3 separate regions of the Homo sapiens genome follow, and regions 1 and 2 are each linked to region 3. A link is an interaction called in ENCODE POLR2A ChIA-PET data of the cell type or tissue named here. Cell type or tissue: CD4-positive, alpha-beta T cell. All regions are shown on one strand. Links, peaks and the distances in the headings refer to the core of each region. The heading gives the core; the rest is flanking DNA. Region 1 overlaps CEP43 (centrosomal protein 43). Region 2 overlaps CEP43 (centrosomal protein 43). Region 3 holds the start of CCR6 (C-C motif chemokine receptor 6).

The links. Peaks named below come from ENCODE experiments on the same cell type or tissue, not always from the same donor. Only the 100,000 strongest peaks of a DNase experiment are listed, where the experiment ranks them.
Region 1: POLR2A ChIA-PET joins it to region 3 with 11 read pairs; 6 of 35 experiments call an interaction of 5 or more read pairs at or near these places.
Region 2: POLR2A ChIA-PET joins it to region 3 with 10 read pairs; 6 of 35 experiments call an interaction of 5 or more read pairs at or near these places.

Annotation. Positions count from the first base shown.
Region 1 is chr6:167,044,851-167,055,566 of GRCh38, forward strand. CEP43 (centrosomal protein 43) reads left to right here. Exons shown (of 13, transcript NM_007045.4): 13 at 1-7,868. Among named protein-coding and RNA genes, the nearest start is that of CEP43, 51 kb to the left of the region's middle. RefSeq lists enhancers at 2,776-2,925, 3,026-3,105. In CD4-positive, alpha-beta T cell, for the core only: no CTCF peak of the experiment used is centred there; a DNase peak (open chromatin) is centred at 2,881; H3K4me3 peaks cover 805 bases; H3K27ac peaks cover 1,085 bases.
Region 2 is chr6:167,033,255-167,043,970 of GRCh38, forward strand. CEP43 (centrosomal protein 43) reads left to right here. Exons shown (of 13, transcript NM_007045.4): 12 at 621-717; 13 at 6,650-10,716. The coding sequence ends at 6,724. Among named protein-coding and RNA genes, the nearest start is that of CEP43, 39 kb to the left of the region's middle. In CD4-positive, alpha-beta T cell, for the core only: no CTCF peak of the experiment used is centred there; a DNase peak (open chromatin) is centred at 8,187; H3K27ac peaks cover 2,305 bases.
Region 3 is chr6:167,114,287-167,125,002 of GRCh38, forward strand. It overlaps CCR6 (C-C motif chemokine receptor 6), which reads left to right and starts at 8,810. Exons shown (of 3, transcript NM_031409.4): 1 at 8,810-8,937. RefSeq lists enhancers at 101-250, 4,719-5,219. In CD4-positive, alpha-beta T cell, for the core only: no CTCF peak of the experiment used is centred there; DNase peaks (open chromatin) are centred at 4,745, 5,585 and 5,935; H3K4me3 peaks cover 1,628 bases; H3K27ac peaks cover 4,700 bases.

The DNA of each region.
Region 1 (10,716 bases), core at 74-5,073, 73 kb before region 3:
AGGTTTGCCCTCTGCACACCAGACCGGCTTCCCAAGAACCGGGGAAGAGGAGAGGGCATGCCTGGGGCCTGAGCTTAGTGGGCCGGGTGGAGGCAGGAGGTACTGCATGGAGGAGCGTGGACAGTGGCATGCAGGAGGCCAGTCATTCTGCGGTTTTAGCTGGAGGTTTGTTTTTGGTAGTTTGTAGAATCATCAGATTTGATGATGAAACTTTTTTTCCATAAATGTTAAATTTTCAGACACTTGTATTTTTTTTTTCCTTTTTTTTTTTTGAGACTGAGTCACTGTCGCCCAGGCTGGAGTGCAGTGGTACTAGCTCGGCTCACTGCAACCTCTGCCTCCCAGGTTCAAGCGATTCTCCTGCCTCAGCCTCCTGAGTAGCTGGGATTACAGATGTGTTTCACCATGCCCGGCGAATTTTTTTTGTATTTTTAGTAGACACGGGATCTCACCGTGTTGGCCAGGCTGGTCTTGAACTCCTGACCTATGGTGATCCGCACCCCTCCCCGCCCCCCCCGCGGCCCAGCCTCCCAAAGTGCTGGGATTACAGGCATGAGCCACTGTACCCAGCCCTGTATTTTCTTTAAAAACCAATTTTGGGCCGGGCACGGTGGCTCACGCCTGTAATCCCAGCACTTTGGGAGGCCGAGGCAGGCGGATCACGAGGTCAGGAGATCGAGACCATCCTGGCTAACATGGTGAAAACCCATCTCTACTAAAAATACAGAAAAAAAATGAGCTGGGTGCGATGGTGGGTGCCTGCAGTCCCAGCTACTCGGGAGGCTGAGGCAGGAGAATGGCGTGAACCCAGGAGGCGGAGCTTGCAGTGAGCCCAGATCACGCCCCTGCACTCCAGCCTGGGTGACAGAGCGAGACTCCGTCTCAAAAACAACAACAACAACGAAAAAACGATTTTGGCATGTTTTGTAAGTTGCCAGACTATTGGATATACCTCTTAATCATACTTTGTTTGAAATCCTTTGTGGTTTCTAAAGCACTAGTAGCTTTCTGAAAGGAAAATTTTTAATGAATGAAGCATGCTTCATCCTGCACATCCCCTCCTGCCCCAGCACCCCTACTGCCCATGCGCCTCTCCTGCCCCAGCACCCCTACTGCCCCAGTGCCAGGCCTTTTCTAGCAGCTCTCATGGGTTCATCCCTGCTGCGGGCATTGCTCCACCAAGGGGCAGTGCTCTCCCTGCCGGTAAGTGTTGGAACTTCACGTTTCCCTCTAGTTTTCTCTTTACATTTTAACATACACTATTATGTGTCAATATATTAATTATATATTAATTACATTTATAGAGGTTAGGTATATATGGCAGATCATATCTGAGCGTGAATTACATTCTCCAATATTTTTATTTGTCATGATTTATTGCAGGGTTCACTTATTTGATCTACCCCAACTTAACACACATTTCCAAGAAAATATCCATCACACTAGAAAGAAAGAAAGAGGAAGGAAGGAAGGGAGGGAGGGAGAGAAGGAGAAAGGAAGAAAGGGAAGGAAAATGGAATGGAGGAAGGGAAAAATGGAAGGAGGAAGGAAGGAAGGGAAAGAATGAAGAAAGCCATTTGTTCCTGCAAACCTAAACCTCTTTGTAGTAAGTTCTGGCAGAAGGTGTGTTTCTGGAGTTAAACTACAGGCTTGGAAATGGAATTTCTTAGCCTAATTTCTAAATTAGAACTGCTTATGCAAATTAACACTCCGTACATTTCAACAAGCAGTTGGCTGATTTCTTCTGTCCACTCCACCTGCAGATGCAGAGGTGGCCCCATCCTGTGATGTGCCACCACATCCCTTTTCAGTGAAGGGCTTTGTTGGCTGCTGTGGGCATTCTCATGGCCTCTCCAGGGATGGCCTCCACTGTAGAGACCTATGTCACCAAGGCCAGGCCCTCTCAGGGGGCTCCATCCAACGACCATTCTGCCTCAGGGTAAGAGGCCCGGCCCTCTCAGCCTGAGTCCATTCTGGCTCCAGAGCTCCCTGAGAGCTTGCCTGGCAAGTTACTCTTGCAATTCTAGCTTCCAGCAGGCGTTGATTTCTGGGGCACTTTTGATAAACTCCTGGCAGGAAACTCAATCTCTGGGGGTCAGAGTCCACTTCCTGGGGAGCCCAATCTGTGACCCCTAGGAGTGGGGACCATGGAAGCACTTGGCTCTCCAGCATGTGCTGAATAGGGGGCGCTGCCTGCAATGTCCACGTGGAAACCTGGCTGGGAGAATGCCTGTGTGCTCTGCATGGGGATGTAAAGGTGTGAGCAAACCTTCTTCAGAGAGGGGATGTTCAATGCGAAATTTGAACATTGGGACCTGAAAAACTGATGGGCTGATGGGGTCTGCCCATGATTGGCAGCCTTCATAGAATCACGAGGGAGGAGCACAGGCCACCCTAGACAGGAGGGGTCCCCTACTGACAGGGAGGTGCTGTCGGGGCAGCAGGCACGTGCAGGAAAACGGAAAAGCAGAGTAATTGAATGTAAATCATGCAACTCCACTACAGTGGCTAGAAGCCTGGATGGGCAACTTGGCTGAGTGATGTTGGGCAAGTTATTTAATATCAGTATTCTCAGTTTTCTCATCTGTAAAGGGGATTAAATACTTCCTTCCCTTACAGGGCTGCCCTGGTCTTAAGTAATGCCCACAGAGAGCTTAGCATTGTTCTTGGCAAGTCACTAGTACTCAGTAAATACTATTTTTATTAAGAAGGTAAGATTCACAGGACTTAGTGTCTTAACTAGATGTTGAGAGTAAGGAGAAGAGAGAATACTTCTCGGATGATTGTTCAGTTTCTGATGAATGTCTGTTCCCCTTTCAAAACCTAATTCAGATGTCACTTCCTCCTCAAAGCTCTCGCCCCGCGCCGAGCTACTGTGATGTATTTTTATGACCTGGCAGCTTTTTTCTCATATCCCTGTTAGCGGTATGTGGTAAGAACATGAGACACAGAATCAGAAACCATGGATTTCTGGTCTTGACTCCACTACCACTCAGAGGAACCTCACGGTGGATGCCGTAAGTGTTTACACTGAAAAGGATTTTCACGAAAACCTGCATTTTCATTTCGTTCACAAGAGAATTATGAGACTAGAAAAACAACAATTCTTAGTATACCACAGACTGTGGTGCCTAGGAATAACAGACAAGCTTTAACTCACACGATGAGCATCTTTATTTAGCTCTGCTTTTAGATATCTGCATGATAAAGATGAGTGATCCAACGTTAGAAATCATCTGGACATTAAAACTGAATTGTAGGCAGGCGTGGTGGCTCACACCTGTAATCCCAGCACTTACGGAGACCAAGGCGGGCAGATTGCTTGAGCTCAGGAGTTTGTGAGACTAGCCTGGGCAACATAGTAAGACCCCTATCTCTACAAAAAATATAAAAATTAGCTAGGCATCATGGCCTGTGCCTGTAGTCCTAGCTATTGAGGAAACTGATGCAGGAGGATCATTTGAGCTCAGGAGTTTGAGACCATTCTGGGCAATACGGTGAAACCCTGTCTCTACAAAAAAATGCAAAGATTAGCTAGGCATGATGGCACATGCCTGTGGTCCCAGCTACTCGGGAGGCTGAGGCAGGAGGATTGCAGGAGGTTTGCTTGAGCCGGGGAGGTCGAGTCTGCAGTGAACTGAGATTGCATCACTGCACTACAGCCTGGGTGACAGAGTAAGACCCTATCTCAAAAAAAAGAACTAATTGTAACAAACTATCTTTCAAATTATATCAAAACAGTGATTCATAAATTCCATGTTGCCCAGAGATCATGAGGAGCTCTTCTATGATTTGACAGTGCAATTACTGAAGGGGAAGACACCATGCAAATACATGGTAAAAATATTCAAATTATTACTGATTTGACACAAAATATTGATGTAAATAACATAAAACTGTAATATGCCATTATGATGACATTAATGAAAAATTGGTTAATGAATGTCATTGAAAGAGCATGTACATCACTAAATGTTCTTAGTCACTGAAAGTGTGAAATAGCCTCTAAACTCATATGTGGAAAAAGAACTTGAAAAAGGTTTCCAGAAATGTGACAATTCTAGTACTTTCATGACATTTTAAAAAAGGGATTGTAAAGACTGATGAAACCCTTAAAACCTCTCAAGAATTAAAAATCATTTTTGATCAACAGAGTAAACTGATTTTTTATCTCTGTTGAAAGATATTTTTAAAATCATTGTCCTATGGAAAAGTCATATAGAACGTTTGCTGTTTAATGTAGCACAGATGTATCAAAAAGCCATGCCAGGCAGTTATAGATATCTTAGTTTTCTGGATTTTGTGACGTTTGTGGTATTTGTCAGATTTTTAAAATTTGTGATTTGTTGGGATTTGTTCCTCATTCACAGGTAATTTTATATACTTTTGTATTCACTTTCGAAAAGAAGGCAACTCTAAATTTTATGAACTTCAAGTGCTATAAAACAATTACCACAGTAAATTTTGAAAAATTCACCCCAAAAAGAAACCTTGTATCCATTGGCAGTAACTCCCTATGCTCCGCCATTCCTCTCAGCTCCCTGTCTGGCAACCACTTCCTGTCTCTTCAGAGTTGCCTCTTCTGGACATTACATATAAACGGAATTATACACTATGTGGCCTTTTATGACTGGCTTCTTTCACTTAGCATAATGTTTTCAAGAGTCATCTGTGTTGTAGCATTTGTCAGTACTTCATTTATTTTTGTTTCCTAACAATACTCCATTGTAGGGATTGACCACACTTTATCCATTCATTGGTTGATGGACATTTGGGTTGTTTCCACTTTTTCTGCTGTTGTGAATAACAGTGCTAAGCACATTCATATGCAGTGTTTGTGTAGATATATAATATGCTTTATTTTCTCTTGAGTACATAAAAGTGGAGCCTCTGAGTAATATAATAACTCTATGTTTGGTGTTTTGAAGAATTGCTAAATTGTTTTCCAAAGCAGCTGCACCATTTTATATCCCTACCAGCAATGCATGAAGCTTCCAGTTTCTCCACATCATCACGAATACTCCTTATTCTCTCTCTTTTTAGATATAGACATTCTGGCAGGTGTGACATTGTATCTCTTGTGGTTTAGATTTGCATTTGGAGCATGTCTTATGTGCACTTAAAAATATTAATATCTATTCTGCTGTTGTTGGGTAAACTGTTCTATAGATGTTGATATGGCTTCGCTGTGTCCCCACTCAAAATCTCATCTTGACTTGTAATCCCCATAATCTCCATGTGTCAAGGGTGGGACCAGGTGGAGGTAATTGGATCATGAGGGTGGTTTTCCCTACTCTGTTTTCATGATAGTGAGTCTCACAAGGTCTGATGGTTTTATAAGCATCTGGCATTTCCCCTGCTTGCACTCAGGCTGTCCTGCCACACTGTGAAGAAGGTGCCTTGCTTCTCCTTTGCCTTCTGCCATGAGTGTAAGTTTCATGAGGCCTCCCCAGCCATGCTGAACTGTGAGTCAATTAAACCTCTTTCCTTTATAAATTACCAAGCTGCGGCTATTTCTTCATAGCAGTGTGAGAACGGACTAATACAGGTGTTTTTTAGGTCTTGTTATTGTGTCGTTCACGTCTTTTATTTCCTTGTTGATCTTACTCTTAGTTGTTCTATCCATCATTGAAAATGGGGCATTGGCCAGGCGTGGTGGCTCACGCCTGTAATCCCAGCACTTTGGGAGGCCAAGACCAGCAGATCACTTGAGGTCAGGGGTTCGAGACCAGCGTGGCTAACATGGAGAACTCCTGTCTCTACTAAAAATACAAAAATTAGTCAGGTGTGGCAGTGCGTGCCCGCCTATAGTCCCATCTACTTGGGAGGCTGAGGCAGGGGAATTGCTTGAACCCTGGAGTCAGAGTTTGCAGTGAGCTGAGATCATGCCACTGCGCTCCAGTCTGGGTGACAGAGTGAGACTCAAAAAAGAAAAAAAAAAAAAAAAAAAAAAAGAAAGAAAATGAGACATTGGATTTGTAAGTTTCTGACAGGTTCATTTTGCCTGCTGCCCAGATAGAGCCGATTTATGAGGACAGGGAAATTGCAATAGAGAAAGAGTTTAATACATGTAGAACTGGCTAAACAAGAGACTGGAGTTTTATTATTACTCAAATCAGCCTCCACAAAAATTTGGAGGCTAGGTCTTTTCAAAGATAGTTTGGTGGGCAGGGGTTTGTGTACTAAGAAACTAAATGTTTCTTGTGTACTAAGTCAGCTTCTGGGTGGGGGCCAGAGGACCAGTTGAGCCAAGAATTCAAGAGGTACAGGTTCAAGTAGGGCCATCTGGTTGTCAGAAATGCAAAAGCCTGGAAAGTCATCTCAAATGTTAGGTTCTACAATAGTCAAGTTATTTATAGTAATTGGGAAAGTTGCAAATCTTGTGACCTCTGTAGAAAATAGGTGGTAATCTTTACACCTATATCTTAGTAGAATTCAGGCCCCTCACTTCCTCCTAACCTGGTAGCCTTTCATTAGTTTTACAAAGGCAGTTTAATTTTGGGGGGCAGGGCTATTATCATCTAAACTATAAACTATAATCGTTTGTCCCAAAGTTAGCTTGGCCCATGCCCAGGAATGACCAAGGGCAATTTGGAGATTAAAGTCAAGATGGAGTTGGTTAGATCAGATCTCTTTCACTGTTATAATTTTCTCACTGTTAAAATTTACAAAGGCAGTTTCAAAATCTGAAACTTTTATTGTTAAATTATGTATTTATTCCTTTAGTTCTGTCATGTTCTGCTTCTTATATTTTGGAACTCTGTTGTTAGGTGCATACATATTTATAATTGTTATATCTTCCTGATGGATTGGTATTGTAATCACTGTAAAATACACTATTATCATTGTAAAATATTCCTTTTTATCTCTAGTATTTTTTGTCTGTTTGACTTAAAGTCTATTTTGTTTGATATTAGCATAGCTATTCTTGCTCTTACTGTGGCAATTTGTATGATACCTTTTTCTTTTAGCCTATTTATATCTTTGAATCAAAAGTTTGTCTCCTGTAGATAGCATATAGTTGGATAATTTTTAGTTCTTTTGATTGGATTGTTTAATTCATTCATTTTTAGTGTTACTATTGATATGGCTGGATTTGTGTCTGCAATTTTAATTTTTGTTTTCTATATGTCTCGTGTTTTTGTGGCTTTGCTTCTTCTTCTTTGCTTTCTTTTGCATTAAGTATTTTCTAGTTTAACAACTTAATTTCTTAAATTATTTTTAACTATATTTTTACGTATTTCCTTAATGAATGCTTGATGGCTCACAATCTCCTTCTCAGTTTATCAGAATCTACTTAAGTTTATACTAACTTATGTCCAGTGAGATAGAAACACATTTCTTCTTTATAGCTCTAGGTCCTCTTCACTTGTTTTTGTGCTATTATTGTTATACTTACTACCTCTGTATATGTTACAAGCCCAAGAATACTATTCTACTTATTTATATAATTTTATGTTTTTTAAAGAACCTGAGACTGGAAGTGAGGGAAATAGGGCGTGCAGGAAGGAAGGAAGAGGAAGGAAAAGTGTGTGAAAGGGGGCTCCACCTCCTTTAGTGGATACCCTGAGCTTATTTCCAGGGGCCTTTGTAAATTCCCAGTGACAACTCTTTGGAAGATGAAATCCCCCTCTTCCCTGCATCTTATTAGAACAGTGTATCCTGGAGGACATCCCTTGCCTTTCACCAAGTGACCCTATACTGGCGGCAGAACTTCTCGATTTTGCGGATTTCAAAATGGCTCCACGTACTCATAGTTTTCATGACAGACTTCATTGCGATAGTCAAATACTGTTCCACTTACTGCAGTTGCCTACAGTCTGGGTTTTGTTCAGTTGAAATTAAATAAATTTTATGCACAAACCTTTCATGGCTGTCTGCGATCTTTTAAAAAATGTGAACATGTACAGGATGATAAGTTCTAAGGATGTATGTTCTGCAAAGCCTCAGAGCAGGAAGTAGAAGTACACTTGTACATTAGAAGATGAATATGCTTTTGGAGTTTGGACTCCATTTTCTTTTTTTGTTCTTTCTTTCTTTCTTTTTTTTTTTTTTTTGACAGAATGTTGCCCTGTCCCTCAGGGTGGAGTGCAGTAGCACGATCTTGGCTCACTCCAACCCTGCTTTCTGGGTTCAAGTGATTCTCATGCCTCAGCTTCCCGAATAGCTGGGATTACTGGTGCCCACCACCACGCCTGGCTAATTTTTGTATTTTTAGTAGAGACGGCTTTTGCCATGTTGGCCAGGCTGGTCTTGAACTCCTGACCTCAGGTGATCCACCTCAACCTCCCGAAGCACTGGGATTACAGGCATGAACCACCACGCCCGGCCTGGACCCTGTTTTCTACATTTTAGCACACATATTCCTATAGAGAGATGTACATAACCCACTGACATACCAGGGAACTTTTGAAATGTAACCTTTCAAAAACTGAAGCTTGAGAAACTTTGTTTTGTTGTACTCTGTATCAATGGAGGAGGCATGTGTTCTATAATTGATAATAGTTAATGAATGTCTTCTGGGCTTCATTGACCCATACATTACCTTAAAATCAAATGATGATTTCTTAAAGTCTAGACATTCCCTAGAAATGGGAACATTCTGAGTTTTAAGTGCTAAGTCAGAATAGGTGTTAAAATGAGCCTTTGGAAAAACAGTTTGTCAGTTTGCACACATCTATGTTTTAGGTGCAATAGCAAATAAACACAGTACATGAACGAATGAGTGCTCATGGGAAATAAGAGGTGGTCTTATCTAAAGGGAAGTACTGTGGGCCATGGTCGGAATCCTAGGGTTCCGGATCCTGCCATGCCACTCGCTGGCAGCCTGGTTGGCTTCCCCGGGCTCCACCTTTCACCAGCGGGAGCGGAACTGTTTCTCATTGTTTCCACTCTGGGCTGTTGGAGCCCCAGGGCTCTCAGGGTGTTTCAGGGGGCTGTGGACAGGGAGAGGAACAGCACTTTTCCCCTAAGATTTACAAAGAGCAATTCTCCTTAAACAACTGGTTTAGGAAAAGCTACTGGACTAAGTTCTCCCAGCCCCAACTTTCTGGCACTTTAGAAACTGTCCATTTCCACCGAGTGGCTGGCCTCAGTTAGGATTGCAGTGAGCAAGCTGCCTGGATGGTGTGATCACCTGGGAAGGAAAGCAAAGCTTTCTAGAGAAGACCAGTGGGACCTCTGTGTTGCCAGCTGAACGTGTTCTGAGGTAACATCAAATCCTGATGCTCTGGCAGACCGTTCAGGCCTCTGTTAGAAGATAAGCGTGCCTGCTCATGTCTAGGGAAGCTGTGTTCAAAGTCAGTGAAAGTGATGACTAAAATTATTTTATATCTTAAAAACACCTCCTCTCCCAAAATGCTAAAACTACTTTGTTTTTCTACTTCTAGGTAGGTATTTAAATCAGATCATCTACATAAAATAACTACTAGCAGCAAAAAGAAAAAATAGGTCATTTATCCAGCTCATATTTTCAAGTCAAACCACTTGAGTTGTGGGAGTGGTTTATCAGCAGCTATTTCCACCTCTTTGAAAAAGAGAAACAAAAAACATTGCCATGGGCTTAGAAAAATATTTGGCAATGCATCTCCTAAGAAACAGTGGAAAGCCTTTCATTTATTTTTCTTTCTTTTCTTTCTTTTTTTTTTGAAACATAGTCTTGCTCTGTCGCCCAGGCTGGAGTGCAGTGGCGCGATCTCGCCTCACTGCAGCCTCTGCTTCCCAGGTTCATGTGATTCTCCTGCCTCAGCCTCCTGAGTAGCCGGGACTACAGTTGCGCTACCACGTCTAGCTAATTTTTGTATTTTTAGTAGAGGCAGGGTTTCACCTTGTTGGCCAGGCTGGTCTCAAACACCTGATCTCAGGTGATCCTGCCTGTCTTGGCCTCCTAAAGTGCTGGGATTGCAGGCGTGAGCCACTGCGCCCGGCCTACATTTATTTTTCTACTGAGGAAATAAGTTGAGGGCTTAGAAGACTTGGAAAAAAATATGGGTTTTTAGAGGAAAATAGTGTTTAAATGAGCAACTTTACAAGAACAACGATTTGGTTGATTTCTCGAGGTGAAGTGAAGATGGAGACGGAAAGTGGCAGAGCCCAACAGAATGTGAAAGACAGAATCCAGGGCCAGGAGGAGAAAGTTCAACAAGGAGAGGAGGAGCTGGAGACAGGGGAGGAGGAAGGGCAGGAGAGGACACGCTGGACACGGTGGGGGTGAGCCCACTGCGAGTCAGTGCTCCCAAGGGGAAAGAAAGCGAACAGTAATGGATTTCTGCGCTCATTGCAATAATTGGGGTTTTTTGGCTGCTCTTATCAGAAGGGGCTATCGACCGATATTGCTGCCATGGCATTCATGTGTCACCACCACGCACAATACCCTTATCACTTCTATCAGTGATTGACTTTACTGTATTTATTAGTCACAGAAGCCTCCTGGGAGGAAATATTCTCAACTGCACTGGTGTGGAAAAAATAATCTCTTCTTGTAAGGTGCTTGCTTCAGGACTGAATAAAATCCTGTAGACTTTCCACATCCTAGTTCTGAGAATACTGTAATACATATGGAATACAGTTATTCCTGAGTACCCATGGGGCTTGGTACCAGGACGCCTGAGGATACCAAGTCTCTCATATGAAATGGCATCATATTTGCATGTAACCTATGCAAATCCTCCTGTGTACTTTAAATCTCTATTATGATATCTAATACAATGTAAATGC
Region 2 (10,716 bases), core at 5,332-10,331, 79 kb before region 3:
TGCGTGCCACTACGCCTGGCTAATTTTTGTATTTTTGGTAGAGACAGGGTTTTGTCGTGTTGGCCAGGCTGGTCTCGAACTCCTGACCTCGTGATCCACCCACCTGGGCCTCCCAAAGTGCTGGGATTACAGACGAGAACCACCATGCCCTGTCGATTCCTTTCTTATACACAGAAAGATAATATGTAATGTAGAAGTAATATTTGTTGTGGATATGATTCGAAATTTTAAATTAGATGCCTGAGAATTTTATTTAATTGACAGGTTATCTTTCCAATTGGAAGTCTGTATTTTTTTTTATAATTTATTATACAGTTTTTGAGAAAGAGCATGATGTAGTAGATGAAATTGTAAAAATCTGGGTTTGTTTCTTTCTTGCTATTGTGACCAAAGTCACTGCTTTGAACCTTTGTCTCCTCATCTGTTACATTGACTTGACTGCTGCTGCCCTTGCTACATTATTTTAAGGGTCAAGCAAGACAATATGTATGAAATTAATTATAGTTAATATTATATTTTACTTAAAGGATTAAAAGAAATATCTGAATGTTTAAAGAATAGTAATCTCTTTAAATGTTTATTTTCAGAGTTCTTATTTTTTTTTCCCCTTCTGAAATTAGTACCAGCCATCGCTCAGAGAAAAGTGAGATAAGTATTGGTGAAGAGATAGAAGAAGACCTTTCTGTGGAAATAGATGACATCAATACCAGTGATAAGGTATGGTGTTCTGCATTTCCCATAGAGTGCTTTTTTTTTTTAACCTATTTGTCGATTTACTGTAAAGCTTCAAAATTCATACTAATTAGTAGAAAAACAGTTGAAAATTATGAAAAGTCATGACAGAGACCTGGCTCGAGTTTATAAAGAATGTCTTTGATGAATGTGTAAGATTGGTTTTGGTTGTCACTTCCTTTGGTATGCAAGTCTCGCTGCTGAAATGCCTGAGGATTATTCCTGGGGCACTGGGATTGCTGTGGATTAAGAGGGATCAGGGTGGGTCAGGCTTAGTGAGAATTGACCACCTGGTGCCATAGGTGGAAGTCAGTATAGGGTACTGTGATCACAGGAGGAAGCTGAGCCTGGAGTGCAGAGAGTGTGGTCATCTTGGCCAGTTGTGACATCTGAACAGGCAAGCCAGACTGGGCTAAAATCCACAGGAGACAAGACAGTAGGCCATAAAGTTAGAGTCCGTATTTGAGATCCAAACTTTACCTTTTTATGTGGGTGGAGAACAGAAGATCCTTCGATGGTGAGCTGTAGCATTGCAGGGTCACCTGTCAGTACCCACTTCAAGCTGTCCCCAGCTCAGAGGAGTCTACCAGTCAGGTTGGAGGTTGCCATGGCTGGGTGGGGACTTGCTTTCCAGAACATGGTGGGATTCTCCAAGCGCTGTGATTGTCACACAGGGAGAAGGCCTTTGAGAGAGGTAGCGTTTACAATGCAACCACACAATCTAAGTCAGCAGCATCCGTGTTTGCATTCTTATTCTTTCATATATTTTCTTATTTAAGCTTTAACCTTTGACTCTCAGTTTCTTTACTTGTAAGATGGAAGTATTAATACCTATGTGATAGGATTATTTTGAAGGTTAAATGATAATATATAAAGCACTTCTCTAATTCCTGATGTATTATATACCCTTATAATTATAAATTTAGCTTTCTCTTTTCACCCTGCATCATCCTAAAGAGGCCTGAAGAATGTTGCTTTAAAGTTATACCAAAGAAACTATGAAGGATTCTTTAAATATGAGGGAGAGGACTCGAAGAAATGACTGTTAAACTAGGATTTGTGAAATGACGTGGGTTGAAGAGGAGGTGTGGCATCCCTTTGCCATTGGGGGCCTTGGATGGCGTCCAGGAGTCTGGGCTTTGTTAGACTGCTTCTCACTGGGTCCTACTCACTGGGTTTGGCACATCAATGTTCCTAGGAGTTTTCACTTAAAAGCTTAAATTTAGATAATTTTGCCATTTACATAGATTGGACTTTGACAGTCACTGTACTTCATCAGGAAGCATTTTCTAAAGCCTTCTGTGTAGAGAATTGCTACTGGGCACCTGGGGAACACAAAAGCATTTGTATTCTTTGCAGTAAGAATACAGCAGACAATCTGGTCACCTTTCAGCCAAGGTGACCAAAACCAGTGTCCATTAAGCACCTACTATTTAGAGAGCACAGGGCTGGGGATGTGGGGGTGTGAGGAAGGAGATAGCCCAGTGGAATGGGCAAGTTCTGTAAGTTCATCACATCTGGGTTTGAGTTCTGGAGCTGCTACTTACCACTCACAAATTTGGCCAAGTTATTTAACTTTTTTTTGTTTTTTTTTTTTTTAGACAGAGTCTTGCTCTGTTGCCCAGGCTGGAGTGCAGTGGCGCTATCTCAGCTCACTGCAAGCTCCGCCTCCCGGGTTCATGCCATTCTGCTGCCTCAGCCTCCCGCGTAGCTGGGACTACAGGCGCCTGCCACCACGCCCAGCTGATTTTTTGTATTTTTTTATAGAGACAGGACTTCACCATGTTAGCCAGGATGATCTTGATCTCCTGACCTCGTGCTCTGCCTGCCTCGGCCTCCCAAAGTGCTGGGATTACAGGCGTGAGCCACCGCGCCCAGCAAGTTATTTAACTTTTGGGGCCTTGGGTCTCACATCTATTTTGCAAGAGAGATGGTGGTAGTGAAAATTAGAGATAAGCGTGTAAAGCATATAGCTCAGTGCTTAGCAGAACAGGCATTCAATAAATGGTATCTAATACTATTATTCATTGTAGTCACAATAGACATTTCTGTCGTAGGCACAGATATAGACTTCTTCCCTCAAATTTATGCAGGATCAGAGAGAGAAAAGCCATGTACACAAACATAGGAAAATCAAGATAAAAAGTGACAGGTGCCATAAAATGCCAGTCATTCATGGGCCATGAAAATTCAGAAGCAGGAACTAATATTTGACCGGGATTTTGAAAGATGACTCTGACTTGGTTCTGCGAGGGCTGAGGAGGAACATGGTAAGCTCCATGAGAACAGAAGGGAGATCCCGGGACATGTCAGTGCTGCCCTGATTCCAGAGCTTCACTGGAGGGTGCTGTGTGAAGAGACAGAATGTTGGGAGGAGCAGGGTTGTTAGAAGGTGACTTTGAACCAGAAATGACAGAGGATGAACTAGGAGCAGAGGCCCTGGGGAGGGTAGTCTCTGCACGGGAGCCAGCACGAGCAAAGACATAGGTAGATGTTGGAGGAAGAGGGCCACACGTTCCTAAGGGACAGAACATAAGTGTGCATCCCAGGTTTCTGTTAATGCATAGCAATCTAATTCAGCAAACGTGAACATTTACACTTCATAAAACTTTTCAAAATCTTACAAGTTCCCGTCGATTTGTATGAAGCTTGCTATCACAGGGATCCTTTGTTTCCCTTTCAAGACTCAAAATGTACGTTTTAGATATTTTTATTTTGTGATGTAAAATCTATTTTTATAGTTTTGAACTAAGTTGGTCACTTTGAGTTCTTATTCTAAAACTAAGGAGGCATGAAAGCCGCCTTTATTAGTTTTGTTTTTGTTTTTGTTTTTGTTTTTGAGACAGAGTCTCACTCTGTTGCCTAGGCTGGAGTGCAATGGCTGGATCTTGGCTCATTGCAGCCTCTGCCTCCTGGGATCAAGCAATTCTACCTTAGCCTTCTGAGTAGCTAGGACCACAGGCATGTACCACCATGCCCGGCTAGTTTTTGTATTTTGAGTAGAGATGGGGTTTCACCTATGTTAGCCAGGCTGGTCTCAAACTCCTGGCCTCTTGTGATCCCCCCGCCTTGGCCTCTCAAAGTGCTGAGATTACAGGCGTGAGTCACTGTACCCGGCGGAAAGGCTTTATTAAATAGCCATTTATTTCTAGTTAGCTTTTGTTCATTCAGTTTTCTTTCTTGGTAACTACTTTAAATGAAACTGTTCTTCTTGGAAGTTTCTGGTTATTATTGTGGTCTTTTCTTTGCCTTAAAGCAAAACTAAATTAATGATCTCCAATAACTGAATTATCTAGATTAAGATCGTTTTCAGTCCACGATTTTTCCTGTATTCACTCTTGTCTGTAGTTTAGCATTTGTATTAATATAACACTCAATTACTTTGTAAACGAGATGGAATACCTTACTGATTTCACTCTGTAATAATGATGGGAAGAGAAAATTACAGTTCCAAGGTATCAGTTTGTTTTACAGTCTGTCTGCAAGCTTTTCTGACTTTTCAGTTTTTGTGTAAATTGGATTTGAATTGAATGCATAAGAACTGTAATTAAGATTCCTAATAATTTTCTTTGTGAGATAGTTTTACAGCAGGACTATGTTTGGACCAAGAGAAAGGGCAAGGACTTATTTGTTGAAAAGGATTTTACTTACAACTTAAATTTCTGAATATCCGAAGAATAACAAAATGAGAGGATATGTGGGGGGCAGATGAACAGACAAATAAAAGCATCTCACAGTATCTCGGGATGAAACTGTTGCATCTCTACAAGATGTTCCTATTCTTGTGCGTTATTACCTGGCCCAGGTGTTGGCACACTTGTTCTCTAAAAGGCCATATAGTGAATATTTTAGGCTTTGCAGGCCATAACTACTCCACCTTGCCATTGCATGGAGAAGACAGCCATAGACGATGCCTAAGAGTGTGTGTGTGGGTGTGGCTGTGACTGTCCCCTGGTCTGTTGCCACAACAATGAGTCTAGGTGGGACTGGGAAGGTTGGGTTCTGTCCTTGTTCAGCTGTCAGTGGGACCTGCCCAGCTGTATGTTCTATATTCTGGAGCCTGTATATTCACCCGTGGTTTTTTCCTTAGTTAAGAAATGTTTTCCCAGCCTGCATTATGCTTACATATCTATTAATATTTCCTTTCTCCATTATCATGAGTTGTTTATACAAATGAATAGATATAAGTTGGTTAATAGGTTAACTTTCTAGTTTACAAGTAGTTTAAACAGAAGTAGAAATGAGTCGTTTCTTACAACACTTTGTGAACCCGGGGCTGGGAGTCTGAGACTCCATGGGCCGTCCTGTCTGCCCTTCTGTTTTCACTTCATGATCTGGCTTCAGGTGGCACAGTGTTAAAGTGTGTCACACCATGTCGAGTTTGATGTTAGAAACTTAACGTTCTATACCGTCATATGAAAACATAAGAAGGGATCGTTTCCAAATTATACATTTTAATGAATTTTCGTGAAATTTAACGTGGGTAAATTATGGTTTTAGAGTTAGCAATTCATAGAGTGATACTTCCTGTGAACAGAATCATACATTGGGACTATGCTCAGGTAAAGAAGTTTAATACAGTTTTTCACTAATTTGTTTCTTAGATTAAATTGGAATAATGGCTAAGATGTGTTTTATTTTAAATTTTCACTTGAAATATTTGAGAATAATCATAAAACATTGGGCTCTAAAGATTGTACTAACTTAGTAGACATGATTTTAGGCAAATCGCTTCTCAACACAGCTTTAAATATGAGTTGGTTTATGAAGTATAAAGTAATACTTTACAGCAACAGTTTTTTTAATTTTTAGTTTTTTATTTCTTATTTCCATAGGTTTTGGGGGAACAGGTGGTGTTTGGTTGCATGAATGAGTTCTTTAGTGGTGATTTGTGAGATTTTGGTGCACCCATCACCCTAGCAGTACACACCGGGCCCAATTTGAGCCTTTTATCCCTCACCCTCCTCTCATTCTTTCTCTGGAGTCCCCAAAGTCCATTGTATCATTCTTATGCCATTGCATCCTCATAACTTAGCTCCTGCTTATTAATGGGAAGATGTGATGTTTGGTTTTCCATTCCTGAGTTACTTCACTTAGAATAATGGTCTCCAGTTCCATCCAGGTTGCTGCAAATTCCATTATTTTGTTACTTTTTTTTTTTGAGTCGGAGTCTCGCTCTGTCACCCAAGCTGGAGTGCAGTGGTGCAATTTCGGCTCACTCCAACCTCTGCCTCCTGGGTTCAAGCGATTCTCCCGCCTCAGCCTCCCAAGTAGCTGGGACTACAGGCACCCGCTATATTGTCTGGCTAATTTTTGTATTTTTGTAGAGACAGGGTTTCACCATGTTGGCCAGGCTGGTCTTGAACTCCTGACCTCAGGTGATCCGCCTGCCTCAGCTTCCCAAAGGGTTGGGATTGCAGGCATGAGCCACTGCGCCTGGCCTATTTGTTCCTTTTTATGGCTGAGTAGTATTCCATGGTATGTATATACCACAATGTCTTTATCCAGTTGTTGATTGATGGGCATTTGGGCTGGGTTTCATGTTTTTGCAATTCGGAATTGTGCTGCTGTAAACATGCGTGTGCAAGTATCTTTTTCATATAATGACTTCTTTTCCTCTGGGTAGATACCCAGTAGTGGGATTGGTGGATCAAACAGTAGTTCTACTTTTAGTTCTTTAAGGAATCTCCACGCTGTTTTCCATAGTGGTTGTACTAGTTTACATTCCCACCAACAGTGTAAAAGTGTTCCCTTTTCACCACATCTTCACTGACATTTATATTATTTTTTGATTTTTTGATTATGGCCATTCTTGCAGGAGTAAGGTGGTATCTCATTGTGGCTTTGATTTTTTAAAATAACTTAAGACTACTCACATTCTGACACTTAATTATTTTCTTTCTTTTGAACAACAAAGCTTGATGACCTCACACAAGATCTGACTGTATCCCAGCTCAGTGATGTTGCGGATTATCTGGAAGATGTTGCATAGACACGAAGAAGGAAGTATTCTAATTAACAAGGACAGAGGACTGACCGGTTCCATTTTTTTTTTTTCCAGACAATCACTCAGCTGGAATGTCTGCTCTCTATTGGTGCCTTGCATTTCAAAAACACTGCAGATATTTTTTAAAAGTAATTTTCATTTTACTAAACAAAATACTTCCTATTTGAGCCCATGTGTGGAAGATTTAATATTCTTAATTTAACTGTACATTTCTTTATGGAAATTGATTATCTACACTCAGTTTCATTACAGGGAAGGAACCCATGAAAACATCAGTGTTAAGAGCATGATGAAAGGTGTCAATAAAGCCGTAGGATCGCGCAACCCTTTGTGTGTGTGGCTGCTGGTACGTGTGATCTTTGAAAACCTTGGCTTTAGCCCTCTGGAATCAGAGCTTACCCACCATAGTATATTTTGATATTAGGTGGTTCTACACATAGTTGGCAAAATGACTTGGTAAATTTGTAATGCTGAAGTATATTAGTATAAGTTAAATTTGATGTGTCAACTTTATTTTGTATTTCCTTCCATTTGGAAGGTTTGTTAGACCATTAAGGTTATATTAAAGTACTCTTGTGTGTGCTATTTAGTTTTGCTTGTTTTAAAGAAATCTAGAAGTGGTTATGAGTTTTAATTCATAGAATTGTCAATAACATAACATTTGCAATCGTCATTCCTCCTGTTATCCATGTAAGCAGCTTTAGTCGTAGGTTCTCTTCATTATAATTTATTATCTGTAAAGATTCCTTGAAACTTAAATGCATCTGAAACCATTAAGCAGTGCTTTTATTTCAGATCTGTAAGTTAATTGTATTAAAATCCAAATTGGAATGAAATAGTAGTAATGGCCTAAGACCATGTTCAGTTTGACAAGCTTTATATACTGTACATAATTTCATTGTAACCCTTAAAAATAGAGCCAATAATAGAATTTCCACAGTCTCATTTATACGGTTAAAGCATTATTGCTATTATGTAGGTCACGGATGTTTATAATACTAAAGTATTTTAAAATGTGCAAGTAGAAAAAACAGTAGAAAGTGATGCATGCATATTTATATATAAGTAAAGCAGGATTGTGCTGTTTTTGCACTTTATAATTTCAATTAAGTTGCGGCTTTTTACTACAAGTTAACTTTATTAGTAAAAGGAGCAAATTAGACCTAATTCATTGATCTCGGTTAAGTGAGCAGACTGCATGACTTGTGTAATGCCAGTTTCTCATTTCATATTAGCCTAAATATTACAGAAATTACTCCTTGGGCTCTAAAATGTAGAGGAAATGAAAATGTAAGGATTAAGGCTGTGTAACAGAATCTGGCTTTTTAAAATTTAAGTGAAACTAAGCTGTAAACATCAAGAGGAAGTAGGACATAAACTGGGCCGGTACAGCCTGGGAGCCCTGTGTATTTCTGCCCTCCGTCTGTGAGCTGCTATCTCAGTCTCCTTCAGCTCTTCATGTCTTAGTAAACAGCACCACGTGCAGATGTAATCTTGTTGCAGTCCCCCAGTGTGGTTGTTATAAAATGCATTTCTTTGTAAGTCATCTCTGTAAACAGTCACTTTCTAAAAGCACTATAGTTCTGGTCCCCTGGAATCTGGATCACATGTATGATTTATTTTTAATATTTGATAGGAACTAGGTTTCAGTGAAATGATTTGAAAGCATAGCAGGATGTGGCTTTTTAAATTTATGAAACTTTCGAACAGTAGCAACTGAAATTTGTCACTTTTCTGTTACGCAGAGAATCAGACCTTTTGATAATATTTGGGAGGGTAAAAGAAATATGCCAAATATGAAACTTTTTTGTCAGCACTACATACATCTTTTTTTTGCGGGGGGCGGGGGGGACAGAGTCTCACTGTGTCACTCAGACTGGAGTACAGTGATGCGATCTCGGCTCACTGCAACCTCCGCCTCCTGGGTTCAAGCGATTCTCCTGCTTCAGCCTCCTGAGTAGCTGGGATTACAGGTGCACACCACCACGCCCGGCTAATTTTTGTATTTTTAGTAGAGATGGGGTTTCACCATGTTGGTCAGGCTGGTCTTGAACTCCTGACCTCGTTCCTGCCTTAGCCTCCTAAAGTGCCGGGATTACAGGCGTGAACCACCGCACCTGGCCAGTACTACATCCATTTTATTGAATGATTTTGAATGACTTAAAGTTCAACTATGAAAAAGCTTTCTTTTCACATGTACTTTTTGATTAGGTATTATCAACTTATGAAACTTGAAGATGTGAAGTGACAGGTTTTGCATGTGATGAGTGTTTTCTGTTAAAAAATAAATATTGAAATATTAACCCATTAAATACATTTTTATGGTAACCTATGTTTTACAGTGGAGTTTTAAAAATGCTAGGTCTTTCTTTCATTTTATTGATAACTACAAATGAATAAAAAGCATTTATTCTCTTTGTTGATATTCGGTTGTGCTTTTATACTTTATGTTGGATAACAACCTGTGGGCAGTTGTGTAGATGCCATTAGTCCCTGCCTCATGCTTGCCCACAGCTCTTCCTCCCCTCCTTACTTCCCTCTCCTGCCCATGCACCAGAGCTGTGCCAGCCCACTGCTGCACAGCCTCTGCACCTGAGCTTGCCAAAGCCCTTCCTGTCTCAAGGTGTGATATTTGCCCCTCCTTGTCTGGAATGTCCTTCCCCTAGAACTGCATGAAGCTGGTTTATTTCAGTCTCATGTTCAAAGACGCTTCCAGACCTAAGGGAGATGTCCATTCTCCTCCCTGTCCCTGCCCCACCACTTGCATTTACCCCTTTTATTTTATTCATCTCAGCATACTCTGAAATGGTCTTGCTTATTTTGTGTGTGTGTGTGTGTGTGTGTGTTTAACTATGAGCTCGTGAGAACAGGGATTTTCTTTTAAACTGCTGTGTACCTGGCACAACATTTGTCCCCTAGTATGAGCTTGGCATCTTTGGGGCTGTAAACAGGCTTGAGCACTGACATGGGGCCTGGAGAATGTGGTTTCTGGCTAGGCAGCTGGAACAATCTACAAAATCTGAGGGGAAAGCTGTCCTTACCCTAAACCTGGGGAGGTCCCTAGGTTCAAGTCTGCAGGAAGGGGATCTGGTTCAGGAGAAGGCCGTCCTGTGAATTTGCCCCACCCACCAAGCTCAGCTGGAGCAGGGCCTCTGAAGGAGGTGCCCTCTGTGTGGCTCTGCTGTGGTGTTGGTTCATGAAGGACATGGGAGGGGGGCAGGACAGGAGAGGCAGCTCTTCCTGGAGAAAAACACACCCAGCCCAAGTTGGAGCCCTCCTGTGGCATTGGGTGGGGAGGATTCCCGCCATCAGTTCTCTGTCCATGGGTGCTAGTCTCACCCCTGCCCTCCGAGCAGTCCGTGCTCCCAGTGTCCCTGTCCTCTTTTTTTTTTTTTTTTTTTTTTGAGGTGGAGTTTTGTTCTTGTTGCCCAGGCTGGAGTGCCATGGGGCGACCTCGGCTCACTGCAACCCCTGCCTTCTGGGTTCAAGTGATTCTCCTGCCTCAGCCTCCCAAGTAGCTGAGATTACAGGTGCCTGCCACCATGCCCAGCTAATTTTTATAATTTTTTTGTAGAGACGGGATTTCACCATGTTGGCCAGGCTGGTCTCAAACTCCTGACCTCAGGTGATCCACCCGCCTCAGCCTCCCAAAGTGCTGGGAATACAGGTGTGAGTCACGGTGCCCGGCCTAGTCTTCCTGCTCTAGGAAGGGACGTGTTTGGGGAGGAAATCCAGGGCAGCTACCTTTGTGAGTTGTCCTAATGCTGCGTTCAGAGTTCCACACGTTCAACAAGCATCTGACATTTAAGGAAAGTGAATGTATGTCATGAAAGACAGATGAACAAAGAACTGATCTTGAAGAAAATGTAATCAGGAAACGAGATAATTCAAGAACAAAAACCTGTGAAGGACTGAATGTGTCCCCCAAAATGTGTATGTCGAAACCTAATCCCACATAGGATGGAATTAGGTAGGGC
Region 3 (10,716 bases), core at 3,687-8,686:
GATGGTGGTTTGATGGGTTATAAATCACGTGACTTAGCTGAGACGGTCTAGCTCCCTCCTGCTCCCAGGTGGTCTTCTGAGCAGTGGTAGACCTCGAGAGGAGTTCAGAATCACAGGACCGCAGGACCCAGCCCTGGTCTATCCACCCAGAACCTACATTTGAACCCCAAGGAGAGGCAATTCATAATCACAGTGCACTTGGAAACCCTTCTTCCAGGCATAGGAAACCCCAGTCCAGAGGCATCACTTCATATTTCGGAGGGGTTACTGCCATTGAGTGGCCTAAATTTCAAACCCTGGCACGGAGATGAGCAGGGCCCCCTTCTCTATGCAGAGCCCCCTGGCCGAGGCCTGCTGTGACGGCTGCTGTAACCAGCCTGTGGCTCTGACGTCACCGTGCACACGTCACCCTTTTTCATTTCTGTAGCAGTTTATAAGTCAGTGAGGCTGTTCCCGGCAGACAGAAATGGAAATTAGCACTCTGAATCTGGGTCACCGAGCAGTGCTGTAAATCCCAGGGGAGGCCCCGTCCTTAGCTCTGCATCCAGTGAGGACCTGAGGTGAGGATGTCTTCACAGATCCAAGGGAGGAGGTTTTAGACACATAAATCTGTGTGATTATCCAATGGCAAGATCATTTGATAGGAGATCCCCAACCTAAAAAGAATGTGGCTTTCAGATCTCTTTCTGGTAGACAAACAGATGTTTTAGTAAATCAAAAAATCAGCCTTGTGAGTGTAATTAAATGACTACGTAATAAAATCAGTCATTTTCCTTTGGTCTTTTTGTCAGAATGAGTCTTCAGGTTCTGTAAAGAATCTGTCTCCTCCGACATACATCGCCAAGACAGCGGCGGGCTAATGGGGGCTGTGCTGCCCACTCCTCAGACACTGGATGGGGGTCTCACTGGTCCACCCCGCAGTTGGCTGCTGGGTCAGAGAGTGTGCCAGCCAGACCCCAGCGCCCAGCGCCCTCTAGATGTTGCAGAAGGGCGAGAGAGGCTTTCTGTGGTCCTCATTCTGTGAGCAGACCTGTCCTTTCTGGCAGTCAATTATGCCTTTGCGGAATATGATTGGGAGATTTTTAAGTAAGTCAGAGGAAAACTGATTCTGCTGGAAGTCGGTTTTAGAGCTGCTGAGAGCTATTTCATTCATCATAAAAATCTTGTTGGTTCAACAATACCTCTTTTTCCACATTCCTGGTGTTTAAGCAGGGTGCCTTGTCCAAAAACCTAGTGTCTTTTCCCCATTTTCTGTATCTGACTTGAAGCAAAATAGTATTGTCCACTGTTCTGGAAACTAACACAGAAAGAAATTGTGACTATGGCAGCACTCACACAACAGTTTATCTGGAAACGTCTAGAAGGTGTTATTTTTCCAGCAGTGAAAATTAGTGATATCCATAATAGTCACTATAATTAGTCCTTTTGCTTTTCTTAGAAATTCTGTTTCATTATGCAACCAACTTATTTTGTTATTAAATGAAAGTACAAAGAGAATTTTTTAATAATTACATTTCTTATATTTCTACCTCCTTATACAAACACCATTATGATTTTCATGTCTCTTCTCATACTTGTGTCAGTTTCTCACTTTTATTGCTAAAATTTTGCAAAACTGAGGCTGTATCTATAATGTCATGGTCAGGGTTGGAAGTTTAAATTTGAGACCTCAAAGAAGATTTTTCAAAGGGGATGCTATGAAAAGCTCCCCATTTTCCTCCTAGTTCAAAGATCCGCAGGCGTTATAAAGCGAATGACTACTGGTTAGGTGGAATTCATTTCTGAAGCCGTGGCTGCCGCCAGGAGGGAGCACACCAGCAGGCGTGGATGGGCGTTATTGTTGTGTCTTCTTTCTTGAAAAGCTCCAGGGTCCAACTGCAAGAAGAGATCACGAGAGAGAATGCGGAACTCCTGGCTCTGTCTCTGGAGAACATTCCAGAGGTTGTGCTGGAGCCAGAAGGAGCGCTTTCTTATGCTGCTGTCTCCTTCCCGAACTCTCCAGAGCCTCTGGAGTCTTTCACCGGGGCCTCCCCGCCCTCGCTCCCTCTTGGGAATTCTCTCTCTCCAGCACCCCCGACGCTTTCTGTTTTAGATCAAATTGACCTTTCTGGCTTGACACCCTTTCCAGCACAGGAGGCAGCTGGGCCTTTCTCTGAGGCCCTCCTCTCAGCCCACAGCGCGGCAGATCCCTGCGGGGAAATGTGTCCTCCCTTCTCCCAGCCCAAGCCACCTCCTCCCACCTGCATGGCTTTTGGCCAAAGTTTTCCTTTTGCTTCAACTGAGAGTAGAGCTGCTCTTTCTCCCTGCAGGCACCCTTCACATACTGACGGCAGCCGCCCCCTCGGCCTTCCGCTGCACCCCGCCCCTCATTTCCAGTGGCCCTCTTGCTTTCTCAGGTGTCAGGGCTTCCCGCCTATGCCACCCCCTAGCAGAGAGGCACCCAGGGGTACCCTAACCATTGCAGAGGAGAAGGGCGACCGCCTCCCAGTCCCGGACGCCTGCACATCCGTTAGGCCCAGAGTGGCTGCTCTTCCTGCTGTGGCAGCACTGTCCTGATTTTAGCACAGACGTTTCTACTTTCCGGGAAGTCTCTGGAAAACTGGGAGGGTTGGCCCCCTAATCCTGGGAGTCCAACAGGAAGAGCCAGGAAGATAATGCTGCAGGAGATGACCCGTCCCGTGGGTGAGGGTTCCCTCCCCTCCCGCGGTGGGTGGAGGGTGAGTCCTGTCGTCCTCCTGTGGCGGGAGAGCTGTCCATCATCCATCACTGATTCCTCTCCACTTCTGCGCTGTTCCTGAGGGCTGAGCACAAAGCCTCCTTAGAAAACCAGAGTTCAGGGTGCTTAGATGGAAAGTGTCCAAGAATACTGCTGCGTCTGCGACCACCTCAGCCTCTTTATCCCTCCCCACCACCGTCCCCGCATCCCTCCCTACCACCGTCCCCGTCCCCGCATCCCTCCCTACCACAGCCTCTGCATCCTGCCTACCACAGCTGCATCTTATGTCAGAAGAGTGTTCGAGGGATCTGGGCTGAGGGAATGGAAGGTGTTACCTGCTTGTTTTCAGTTAAGGAAATAACCTGTCTCCTGGGTTTGCTGCTTACCGGAACTCTATTTTCTTTTTTTTTTTCTTTTTTTTTTTTTTTTTTTGAGACGGAGTTTCGCTCTGTCGCCCAGGCTGGAGCGCAGTGGCACGATCTCGACTCACTGCAAGCTCCGCCTCCCGGGTTCACGCCATTCTCCTGCCTCAGCCTCCCGAGTAGCTGGGACTACAGGCGCGCGCCACCACGCCCGGCTAATTTTTGTATTTTTAGTAGAGATGGGGTTTCACCGTGTCAGCCAGGATGGTCTCGATCTCCTGACCTCGTGATCCGCCCGTCTCAGCCTCCCAAAGTGCTGGGATTACAGGCGTGAGCCACCGCGCCCGGCCTCTATTTTCTTTTTTGAGTCTCCCTGTCAGTCCTTAATGTTTTCCACCCCTGTGGTCTCTATTCCCTCAATGTATTCTTCCTTCTTAAACCCTTTAGTTAAGCTCTCACTTGGACATTCTTAAAGAAATTTTGTCTCAAAGAGCACTGAGAACAGTAGTGATGAAACGCGCAGGTCGCTTTTCAGTGCTCAAATTCTTCACTCTGCAGGTTTCCTATAAGCACTTTTCTGTTTTTTTTTTTTTTTTTTCTTTAAAGACACTGTACTAATATTTTAGGACCTATCCTCTGGCCACTTCTGAAGTGTCACTTTTCCAGCTTCAGTCTGTCCTTCTGCTTTGTAAACATGAGCCCAACATCCCAGCAGTTCCATCGGCGTCTCTGGGTTTAATTACAACCTCTCCATGCAAGACCGTTCCTGCATCTCTTGCTAAGCCCCCTCTTTATGACTCAATAGTGGTAACTTCCACCCCCATCTCTACCACCACGACAACAATCATAATTACAAAGCTGCCACTGTGCACCTAATGCTGTGTGAGGCATGAACTTTGTCTTCGATCTTCACATGAATCATTTACAAATCTAAAATCCTCGTGTATTGATTAGGAGACAGACATCTAGAGGTTAACTTGAAAAGTGACTTTCGATTCTTGACATGAGTCTAAAGTCATGTCAAGAATCTCCAAGAATTTTCAGTTACACGAGACATCAATCTCTTCACATTCCAGGTACTTCAATGACATCCATTTTCTTCCCTCTTAGACCGGTTTCTATAACTGTTCTTCTACGTAGAAATAAATTAGTAAATAAAAAGTAAGCTTTCAGTTTGATTTCCCTATTTCTGTCCCGATGTAAAATTTGGCATCATCTTGATTCCCCTTTTGCTTGTTCCTTACTGATATTTTCCAAAACATCTCCCCACATCATTTTCTCTTCACATGTATCCCAGAAAGGTATGAACTTTTGGATCAGATGACATGGTTTTGAGATTGGCTCTTCAACTTATTGGTGTATGAACTTGAGGAAGTTGCGTTTTTCCTCTGAGTTTCAGTTTTCTCATCTGTCACTTGAGGAGGACTATGACAACCCCAGGGCCCCTGGGCCTTTAGTGAGGATTAATGAAAATGAATGGGTGAAATGGCGAGGGTCAGCCCCACATGCTGGACGCCCTTGGTCCCGGCTCCCTTCTCTACTCTGTGATGTCAGGCAGGGCTGCCGCCAGGAGGAGGGTGCACCTGCCCTGTGACCTGCTCTTCTCCCTACCGTAAACTCGCTCCCTGTCCCTCCACGGCCCACAGACGTCTGTGTCTTTGTATTGCTGCCAGCCTTCCGGTCCTGCAGCCACCCTCCCCAGCTCCCCACTGAGGGCTGGTGCCCCCACCTGTCCTTACTGCTCTCCACCTCGGTGCCTTTCTGCCTCCCCACCCAGGCTCATGCTGTTTGTCCCCAAATTGCCTTCCTCCCCCTGCCTACCTGGTCAGATCTGAGTCGCCTTCCTGGCTGAGTCCCAGCCTTTCACGAAGAGCCTGAAGTCCAGGATGCTGGAGGTGGAGGAGCTCCTCTGTGCTCCCTCCTGTGAACTGGACGCTCGCAGTGGCATTTCTTCACTGATCCGTCACACGTAGGCTCTCTGCATATCACATGTGGCTTGTATTGTCATGTATTTAGGCCTCAACTTTCCAACTATATGAGTTCCCAAAAGGTGGGAAGTAAATGGCATACTTTTAACTATTTCTGTAGCTTGTGTGCTGTACATAGTAACTATCTGAAAAAATGATTCGTATCTGAAAAATAATTTATAACAGGTGTTCTCCTGGCTATTTGGGAGAGTAATTTTCAGGCCAGCTACTTTATGGGGTAGAATAACACAGAGTGACTCCCCATGCCCAAATGTATTAGCATATACAGTGAGCATTGAAGGATACACCATTTGACATCTTCGTAAACTCCAAAATTCAAGGTGTCAGCACAGCTTGTACTTCCTCCTATAAAATGTGTTTTTGTCCCTACTAGAGAATTTGCTGATGTAATTTGTTAAGTAGCCTTTTTTAACTTTTTTATGAAGAAAAAGATATAGATCCAAACCACATAACACAGATCCAAGCACTGCTGGGCTCGGTAGTCTATGTTTTTGCAATGGGTGTGAGCCTGTGGCTGCCTGCCAGCTGTCATTGTTGTAGGTTTCTTCTTCCTGTCCCTCCACTCTCAGCACCTGTGCTAACTCTAGGCTTTCCTGGGGAGGGTTTTGTAAAAACCAACAAATGACGCTTTTATTTTAATTTGTTTTGTTTTTTAAAAACATGTTCATTACTTCAGAAGTTTTGTGCGCACAATGAGAGTAGAAAACTGCCCCAGTTATCTACCACCTTGAGTCATGGTGGCTTTAACAGTGATTTATTTACAATCTCTTGTGGCTCTGGGGGTCAACTGGGCTCGGCTGAGTGCTTCTCAGTTGGGGCCTCCACTGCAGGTACCATCAGAGAGTGGGTGGGAGCCATGTCATCCGAAGGCTCGATTGGGCTGGGGGACTCCCACATGTGGCCGGCAGGTGGTGCACTGCTGCTGCCTGGTATCTCAGCAAGAATTCCCAACCAGCTCACCATATTGACTTCCTCAAAGTTTATACAGAGTGTTACTTTAGGGGTTAACAAAGCATTTACTATCTTTTCAACTTTGCTGATAATTTCAAAAGATGACTGACACCCAGATGACCAATGTCCACAAAGTGGTGTGCCATGGCCTCCAGTGTGTGTGCTATGGCCTCCAGTGTGTGCAGAGCCTGTTTGTGAATTAAAGGCAATCACAAGGAGAAACGGTCATGGTGACCCATTCTGAGCTGTACACAGTGTCCTCTGTAGGATTGTAGCCAGAGGCAGATGGCTTTCCTAGAAATGCCTCAATGTTGAGTTTTAAAGCAACTCCTTATGACTGTTATCTGAATTTACCAAACTGTCCCTGGCTTTTCTTAGGAATGAACTTCTGATGTTGCTGTGGAATTTTCTGCCTGGAAACTTATTGTTATGAAACATGTGACTGTAAGCCACATTCCTCGCCTTTTATGCACCTCACAGTGTCTATGCAAATGAACAGTGTGATTTTAAATTTGAGGAAGTTTCAATAAGAGTGAGATCTAAGAGGATCTTTAATATAGGGGCATTTTTAGAGAGCTAAAAACCAAATAGGTCTCAGCTTTCTCAGGGTGACATATAATTTAGATTTGACTTGGAACTACAGAAGGAATATGGGGCAAAGGACATGAGAAACATTGCAGAGGTCAGTGCCATATGGAGCTTCCACCTCAGCTCTCGAAGTAAAGGCAACCAGCCCAGGCTGGGAGCCAGTCAGCAGCAGGGTCTCAATCTCCATCCACTACCTTCCCCTCTGGGGCAGGGAGGGTGTTGCAGGGAGGAGGCCACTCTTGGAGACCTCCAGATCCCTGCCTCTGTGCAGTCTAACAGAAGGGGCCCCCACAGTGGCCATGAATCTCTTTGTTCTGCAAGGAAGGGGGTGTCATTGGGCCTCCTGGGTCCCTCAGCATCTGCGTGGCCACACAACGCGGTTTTGTTCAACACGTTACATTTCTGCTTAATTAATGTTCATTTTTGGTCCCCAGCAAAGTCCAATCTGTTTTTCGTTTTCTTTCTTTTCTTTCCAGGCAGGCATTGCCAGGGCTAATCATCTATAAAAGGGCTTACTTTCTTACCTTCACGCTAAGCAAGACCATCCAAGGGCAGTGTTAGAGGGCACCTGAGAACGCAGGAGGGGTGTGTTACCTGGTGGCCTGTTTCTTCCTCCTATGGGCAGCCCTTCTACAGGAAGCAGAAGCCTCAGGGGCGATGGTAGAAATGAGGAGGAGGGGATGGAGCTGAGGTAGCAGGGGAGGGGTCGTAAGAGCAGAGGGGAGGGTCTTGCTTTGTTCGCCATCCAATAATCAGCAGGTTTCGGGTTGGGGTGAACTACTGGGGAGGAGCGCCCCAGGGCTTCTCTCAGATGGAGGAGGGACAGGTCACCCAGAGTGAAGGAAGTTGTGAGCTCTGTTAGAGGAAAACAGCCAGGACTTAGTCAGGAGAGGCTTTGTTTGGAAGGATTGTTGTAAGGCAGGGAGAGGAATGATGGCAGCAAGAGGACCCCGTGACCATAGGTCTGCAAGCACTTCAAACAGAAAAGGCCCTTCTTTTATCCAGTAAGGGGGAGCCACTGGGGCCAGCAGAGTCTTTGGAGGGGACCCTGGACAAACCCGGGAAAATGGCCAGTGGGGTTGAGCAGGACACAGGTCCTGCTGTGTCTAGCTGGTTCCCCAGAGAGATGATAAGGGGTGCGCTCCAGCTTCTCAGGCTCACTCAGGCGTGAGGACGTGGAGCTCAGGGCTCTGCAGGAAGGAGCGACCCAGGTGAGGTGTGGTCAAGATAGAGCAGAGCTGGGCAGCGGGCAGTGGAGCCTCGTGGGCAGCCTGGGGGTGGGGAGGCACAGTGCACTGGGAAGTGGAGAAAGTGTGAGTCCATCAGGCTGGCTGAGAATTGATCACGAACCTATTGTCTGTAAAACTTTTGTTATTTCCTGAGACGTGGTTCACAGCAACCCAGGTGCGAACAGCCTTGTGATTCTAGGGTTCTTTTCTATTTTTTAAGCACTTGCATCTACAAATAAATTTCTGAGTGACTTGTCGTCAGCTGCTTTCCTTGATATGTCTAAAGACAGGGCAGTGACCCGCATCGTCACCCAGAGATTCTGTCTCTGTGCCACATGAAGATTAGGTGCCCGCTTTTGATTGAGGAGCTCCTCTGTTGCTCTCAAAGTATCTTGTAATAATAGCTGAGATGCATGGAGAACCACCTCTCCTTCAGGCGCTGCTCCTCGGCTTCCGTGGACGGGCATGGCTATTTCTCGGAACCCTCTGAGGTTAGAGCTGTCATGGTCTTTCTTCTGAAAGAGGAAACCGAGGCTTGCTGGGGCTCAGTGGCCCTTCTGTGGCTGCACAGCTTTCGGGGTGGGGCCAGGACTGACTGACTCCACACAAAAGTGCTCCCGGCCCATGTCTTTAACTCACACGGCCTCTTGCAAACGTTCCCAAATCTTCCCAGTCGGCTTGCAGAGACTCCTTGCTCCCAGGAGATAACCAGGTAAAGGAGTATGAAAGTTTGGGTACAAACTCATTGCTGCAAATTGAAAACCATGCAAAGGCTGTCTTCCTCTGGGGAGTTCAATGCCTCTCTTTTTCTTATCACTTTACCATTGGTTGGACTTTGATTCCAGGGATCCTACGATTACTCAATACCCTACAGGATATACATGGTTAACCATTTGCATTTGGGCAAATAGGCGTTACTTTTCAATAGGAAGTGGCAATCCAGAACTTGCTTTTGGGCAATTCTAGTAGCTCACCGCTTTTTTCTTAATGACTGCTAGAAGCTGCATCTTATTGACAGATGGTCATCACATTGGTGAGCTGGAGTCATCAGATTGTGGGGCCCGGAGTGAGGCTGAAGGGAGTGGATCAGAGCACTGCCTGAGGTGAGCATGCCAAGGCCCCTGAGACTTTTCTTTCAAAAATGTAACTTCTTTGATCCCCTAGTCTGACAGGAATGGGACTGTTTTACTCATTAATCTTCCAGAATGCTGGCATATTGACCATGTTTATGCTTAACGACACAGACTTCCTTTCCTGAAAGCATTGACTTTATGGTTTTAGGAAGCCCACTTTTCCTCTAAGTGTATAGTAAGGGATTTCATACTCGCTCCCTGCACTGGAGCTTCGGTGATGGTCTGGGTACTTGCTCCTCATACAGGAGATATCCTCAGGGCATCAGTCTGGAGAGGAATGTGATTCTTTATTTGATCAAATACACTGAAAGATTTTGGAAAACAAAAAAATTAAGCTAAGAAATATTTTGGAGGCAGTAAGTCATTTATGCAATGAAGGCTGATGAGTGGGCATCCCGGACAGCCTAAGATTGAGCAGGAAGGAGCTTGTGAGGGGGAGTTAAGAGAAATTGACAAGGTGGAAATTTCAACAAGTCTCAGTTGCAAAGCTCTCATGAGGGCTGCCAATGCCACTGTGATTATGAAGGCAGTATCTTATGACCAGAAAATAATACACAATGATATTAAAGGGAGCCAGGCTAGGTGCAGTGGCTCATACCTGTAATCTCAGCACTTTGGGAGACCAAGCTGGGTGTATCAGCTGAGGTCAGGAGTTCGAGACCAGCCTGGCCAACATGGTAAAATCCCGTCTCTACTAAAAATACAAAAATTAGCCAGGCATTGTGGCATGTGCCTGTAATCCCAGCTACTTGGGAGGCTGAGGCAGGAGAATCACTGGAACTTGGGAGGCGGAGGTTGCAGTGAGCCGAGATCACGCTACTGCACTCCAGCCGGAGATCAGCTCCAAAGTCCACTTAGCAGCAGGACATAGATATTGTAGAGATCAGCTTTATAAAGAAAAACAAAAATGCAAGGCCATAACTAAAGCTATTCTTTAAATGGTTAAAGATGTAATTTCTGCAAATAAAACAGAAAACATAAAAGCAAACTTCCAAAGAAATTAAAGGAACTGAAAAAAAAAAAAAACCAACCCACAGAAGCTTAATAAACAAATCACCGGGGGAAAACAAAAAAAAAATCAAACCTCCTGGTCTCCTCCTTAGCCACTCTCATTCAAAAGCAGAAGGAAGCCAGCCTAGAGTTTCAGCTCCACTGATGCTTATCTAAAAAGGTATAAAATATGGTGGGCCCATGATTCAAATAAACTTAGAGAACATAAATGTATTGAACACCTACCATTACAGTATGCAAAACTCTGATATCAATAAGATGTTTTAAAATAAATATATTATTTAAGATCTTGTGGGAATTCTATGGCATTTCACTAAGACCTGCTGGTGGCAAGGTGAATTAGAACGGCGAGTAAGAGACAGTAATGGGAGTCTCACCAGTACTCACAGTCCTAGATGAGCTACACTCGCTATCTGTAAAATGGGTATGATGTCTACCTTAAAGGGTTTTGTGAGGTTAAAAGAGATAAACAGCTGTAAACCAGTGATTCTAATGCCTAGCAGGTAACTAGAACTTAATTTACAGCATATGCGCGCACACACACACACACACATATGCGTGCATATATACATACACACACGTCCATATGTACACACACACAGTTATACACATACTGCACACACATGCATGCATACACACATGTATGTATACATGCAGGCACCAATATACACCCATGCACACACATGCAAATACACACATACACATGTATACACACATGTGCACACCTATATACACACA